Linked DNA regions of Homo sapiens: region 1 is linked to region 2. Evidence: chromatin loops called from intact Hi-C (ENCODE). Cell type or tissue: PC-3. All regions are shown on one strand.

Region 1 (2,500 bases), 54 kb after region 2:
TGAAAAATTAAAAGACTGTCAGAGACAGGTACAGCACAAATTGCCCCCACCTCAACTAGCCATCCCTTCAACTCCAACCCCTCCCACCACAGAAGATGATTAGGGTTTTTTAGGAAAAAAAGAGAAGCTGTACAGCAATGACACACCCCAAAGACAGCACACTAAGATTCCTTTGCTTTATATTGTTTATAATGTTTAACCTCTCTGGTGGCCACCAGTTCTTAAAAGCTCCTAAGCATTTTCACAGAAAATATAAGAGGAAAACCAGCAATAGTAACAACGTCAATGGTGCCGGCAGACACAGAAAGACTCAGAAAAATATGGAGGCTCTAGGATGCCTGATAACAAGTCTCATTTCCTAAAATGAGATCTGGGGACTGGAGAAAGTGTTATCAACCAAGACAAGGAATAGGATAGACATCAGAAGTGCCCAATTCCAACACATTTTCTGAGACTCCTTTCCTAGGCAAACCTGATGAATGTGCAGACATAAATAGATAGTCCTACCATAAATTGATCTCTTTTTATCCTAAGTAATCAAGGTCCAGTCATTTCCCTCAAGCTGGGCTTCTATTGCTCTCTCTGGAGATTCAGCATAAACATGTCCTTGAAGTTTTGCTCAGGTAGATGAAGGTGGCAGAAAGCATGCAGCTACTGGGGTTAGTGGCTGTCCCCTGATTAAGTGCAAAGGTGGAGACCCATAGTTTATCCCCAGAAAGTTTCCATGCTTTCCCCTGGCATTTTCTCTCAAGCTTTTACAAGCCTTGTTCAGGGAGTGGAAACTCATTTTAAAGGTAGTTTAGACCCACCCTTCCCTTAAGGGAAATTTCTATGCAGGGGGAAAGCAAGCAAAACAAAACAAAAGTTACACTTCAAAGCCTTACAAGATAACCACAGGGAGAAGGCTAAGTCCTCCCAGTTACTCAGCCCTCCCCTGTGCTAATTGCAGGAGGTAGAGCCTGACTGTATTATTATTTGCATACTTGATCAGAAGAAGGGCCACAGAAGGAGGTCTAGAAGCTCAGCTGGTGTTTGACTGACATCTTTTAGGACTTGGACCCCACCGCCCACCCCCGCAACCAACACCACCACCAGTCCAGGACCTGATGTAATATTGCCACAGACTGATTCCCGTTGCCTTTGATATGCAACCTGTGCCTACAGTCAGCTCTCAGGGCTAAAGAAAACAGTCAGCTCCTGCGGCATCTGATTTGCCTCCTGCCCTCGCTGCTGTTAATCTGCAACACGCCACAGCCTCTAGATCGCTGCCGTTCAGAGTCGGATGTCATGGGGGCGACTGGCAGGGGTTCTTTCTTCTTTCGGTTTGATACATCCTTCCTTCCGCTGCTCCTCGCAATCAACCGCTAGGGGAAGGAGGGAAGCAGGCAGGAGGGAGAGCGGGAGACTTCCGGAAATCCCTTTCCTCCCTTCCCTTCACAGGTTGCCCCATAGTGACCCTGGAGACTCCCGCCTGCCCCCAGTGAAGGAATTGGTTACTCTCCCAGAGCCCTCCCGGGCATCGCCCCCTTCCTCACTTCCTCCTCTTCCTGCCCCCAGCCTCTACCCCTCCAGCCTCCTGTGGCTTCACAGGCAAGTGCCGCATCCCAGGAAGAAGGAGTTGGAGCTCCGTGATGGTGAGCTTTCAGACTTCCCCCTACAACCTCCGCCTCCCCAAAGGCACAGAGGCAAGCAGTGGCTTCCCTGGTATCATTTGTGGATCTAGGAGCATGAGGGAGCTATCGAAGACGGCATGTAGCCTGTTCTTCTTTCTCTTAGTAAACAATAATATCTAAATGTGCTAGAGGGAAAATACTTTTTAATTTATACTTTAAAACTGGTTTAGATTTTGAATGTATAGTCTGTTTTCCTGGAGTCCAATTGTAACATGAACCCCAAACCTAGGAGTTCTGTTTTTATACATCAGGAAGGGGACCAACCCACTCACCCATCCACCCATCTTTCAACTCACCCACCCACTCTTGTTTATAACTGCATAGTGGTTTATTTTGCCAGCACTAAACTATGCAGCTTGTTTCCCCTTTGCCAGCCTCTGCAGACAGAAAGCAAAGGCTGATCATTCTCAATTGACATGTGCACCCCTACTCTGAAGCTACAGCTGGATGACACCTCAGACAAATGCACTCATACATAAAAGTTTTTCTGCATGTTTTCGTTTTTGATTCTTTTATTGGAAGCATTTTTATGGCTGGGAGGTAGGTGCACATCCATTACAGTGAGGGGTCAGATATTAGAATACTTACGGTGCTTATAATTTTAATAGGATCACCCCCCTCATCCCTCATTGCCAATCAATTTCACTCTGTTTCAGGGTCACAGATCATACCCCTAATCCTGGCCAGTTGTCTCACCAATGTGTGTCACAAGCGGCCTGGGGCAAGAAAGTATAGATGACCCAGCATAACCGTTGCTTCTATTGCAAAGGGTACATCCTACAAAGAGCAGAACACGATTAGAGGCAGGCATAATTGCAGGCACTAAA
Region 2 (2,500 bases):
TAATCTAGTGCCCACTACGGCCCAGGTCTTGAGCTGAGGAGGTGAGAATTCCACTCTTCTTCTCAAGCTCCAACATGTTTAATACTCCCTCCCTTTTAAACTCTGCTGAGCATAGGATCATCTGGTGTTCCACCACCCTACTCACTTATGCTTTGGCCAAGAGATTCAAATGCCTAGAGAGGCAGTTTGAAATTTCAAAGGTCACAGTTATTTGGCGGAAGTCTCACTCTGCCTCATCGACTGTGGTCCTGTGTTGTCTCTTTTCCCGTTTCCAACTCTATGCCATTTCACTTTATTACAGAAGTATCTTTCCTTTCCCCCACATAGTTGCAGCGTAAGATCCCCCCTTCTCTTCCCTTTCCCCTAATTCCAAAGCACAGATCCAGAACCCCCTCCTAGGCAGGTTAATGCCCCATTTGGTGTTATAGGATCTTTACGAGGCTGAGAAATGGAAGCCAGCAGCCTAGCAGCTCTGCCGGAGAGCAGGAAGCCACAATGCAGGGAAAGAGGCAGAAGGAGTCTGGGAGGCGAAGTCTGCCTTTTTTGATGACTGATGTAAGGGCTTCGTACTTGAACTTTTAGTTTTATAGTTCTATAAAAGGCAGCTGACAAAAGAGAACCCGTTTTGGGAGGGTCCAGCTGGCCGGACTGAGCTGGGTGGGGCGGTCCCAACACATGAAAGCCAGGGCTGATTTTCATCCATGATGTCAGAGAGGCGATGGGATTCCCACTGAGCCAGAGGATAGGAGAGCAGACAGTTCCAGCCCGGGCCCTGCCAATGCCGGCAACAGTTTCAATCCTGGCTTCCTGGCTCTTCTGCAAGATCCTTTTCCTCCTCGGAGACTCTTTGCAGTGTTTGGAAGGGAAGCTCTCTCGCTCAGCCTGCGGGTGTCTGCTGAGGCAGGAGAGCCGCTGGCCTCCCTCCTTGGCTTCCTGGCTCCCCTATACCTCTGCTTGGCTCGGCTCTCTATTTCCTTTCGTTTCAGTGGAGGATGCAGGGAGACTGACAGGGCTGGCTGTGCAGGGGCCCACAGCGTTTTACAGACTTATAGTCCTGAGCTCTTGCATTGCAGCCCCCCACTTCTGGATTTGGTGGGGGACAACCTCTGCTCCCTTCTCTGACTCAGACTCAGACCCTGGACTCCACAACTGGAGAAGCTGCTCAACATACGAAAAGTGGTTGGGGTGGATGGTTGTTTTCAATTAAATCTAATCTGAAGAAACATGGGGGGCTTTTTGGTTGGTGTGTGTGTGTGTGTGTGTGTGTGTGTTTGTTTTTTGTTTTTTTTTTTTTTTTTTTTTTTTTTTTTTGGTCGTTTTTCTTTTTGCTTATTCACATCAAACTATTGCGCTGGCCCAAGCCTGCAGTTTCATGCGGACAAAGCAGGTCTCTCTCCAAGCCCTGGGGGCTGGGGGTGAAGCAACTGCTACTCACTCAGCTCTGACTCAGAGGAGGTTCCTTTTTCCTGGCCAGAAGCAGCGCTGCCCAGTTCCAGGGAGAGGCTGGGAGGAGCAATGGAAGGGAGCCCAGAAGGGCAGTTGCAGAGGGTGCCGAGCGCTGGTTTCCTGATTCACGAAGGTTTCAGAAGCCGAGTGGCTCTGGCCAGCAGGCAGGTCCCACGACGCGCCTAATCTGCATGATCAGCTCCTTCTTTTGGAGACTGACCAGATTTACCCCCATGAGCCCTGGTAGCAAGGCCAGGAGAACAGGGTTAGAGCAAAATCCCAGGGTAACGCTGCTGAATGGCCTAAAGTACTGAGGCCATCCATCATCAAAAAATGATCGTGCTATACTATTTAAATTTGCTTTGGTGTTTTCTTGGTGTTTCTTTGGGCTGTCTAGCAACACATCATTCCTGCACTCATTCCTTCATCAAAACGCCAAATGTTATTTTCTGGACCTACTATGCACGTGCTAGTTACTACTGAACAATGGAGAGGCATTTGGTAAGTGAGCCTGAAATAACTTAGTGCCTTATTGATGAACTAATTCCCAGAAACCAGGGCTTTTTTTTTTTCTTTTTTTTTTAAACAAAGGCCATAAGGTATGTGTTTTCCTCTGTACCAAGTGGGGCTGGGCATTGGGGGTGGCCCTCTGACCCCCATGACCTACCTTTGGTGGTACACATGGTTCCCTCAAGACTGTCCCCTTCTTTCTAATAGGAAGGGTCCAGATTGGAGATAAAGTTCAAGATCTCCCAAGGAGAATGGAAATGGAGCTTCCTCTGCCAGAGCAATGAGGAGAGAGTGTACAACTTTCCACATTCTACTTCCTCCCTTCTCTTCTTTTTGCTTTCCTTTGTTCATTTTTTATTCATTAAATATTCACTGAGTGGCAATTGATAGCCTCCTTACTATGCAGCATTGCTATAAATTAAATATGTAAATCAAATATGTATAGTAAAAAAAGAAATCTAACAAAGCAACCTATAAGCTTGGTAAGAAATAAGTGGAGTGTGGCCAGGCGCGGTGGCTCACGCCTGTAATCCCAGCACTTTGG

Evidence for each region. A loop is a pair of places that touch in the nucleus more often than their neighbours do. Peaks named below come from ENCODE experiments on the same cell type or tissue, not always from the same donor. Only the 100,000 strongest peaks of a DNase experiment are listed, where the experiment ranks them.
Region 1: a loop joins it to region 2, with 2.4 times the contacts of the local background. A loop is called at or near these places in 3 of 110 quality-filtered maps.

What each region holds. Positions count from the first base shown.
Region 1 is chr17:72,029,218-72,031,717 of GRCh38, forward strand. LINC01152 (long intergenic non-protein coding RNA 1152) reads left to right here and starts at 1,437. Exons shown (of 3, transcript NR_110132.1): 1 at 1,437-1,634. RefSeq lists an enhancer at 562-1,332. In PC-3, CTCF peaks have their summits at 1,348 and 1,557; no DNase peak of the experiment used is centred here; H3K4me3 peaks cover 1,156 bases.
Region 2 is chr17:71,974,732-71,977,231 of GRCh38, forward strand. No RefSeq gene overlaps it. Among named protein-coding and RNA genes, the nearest start is that of ROCR, 50 kb to the right of the region's middle. In PC-3, no CTCF peak of the experiment used is centred here; DNase peaks (open chromatin) are centred at 670, 770 and 1,440; H3K4me3 peaks cover 1,498 bases; H3K27ac peaks cover 2,350 bases.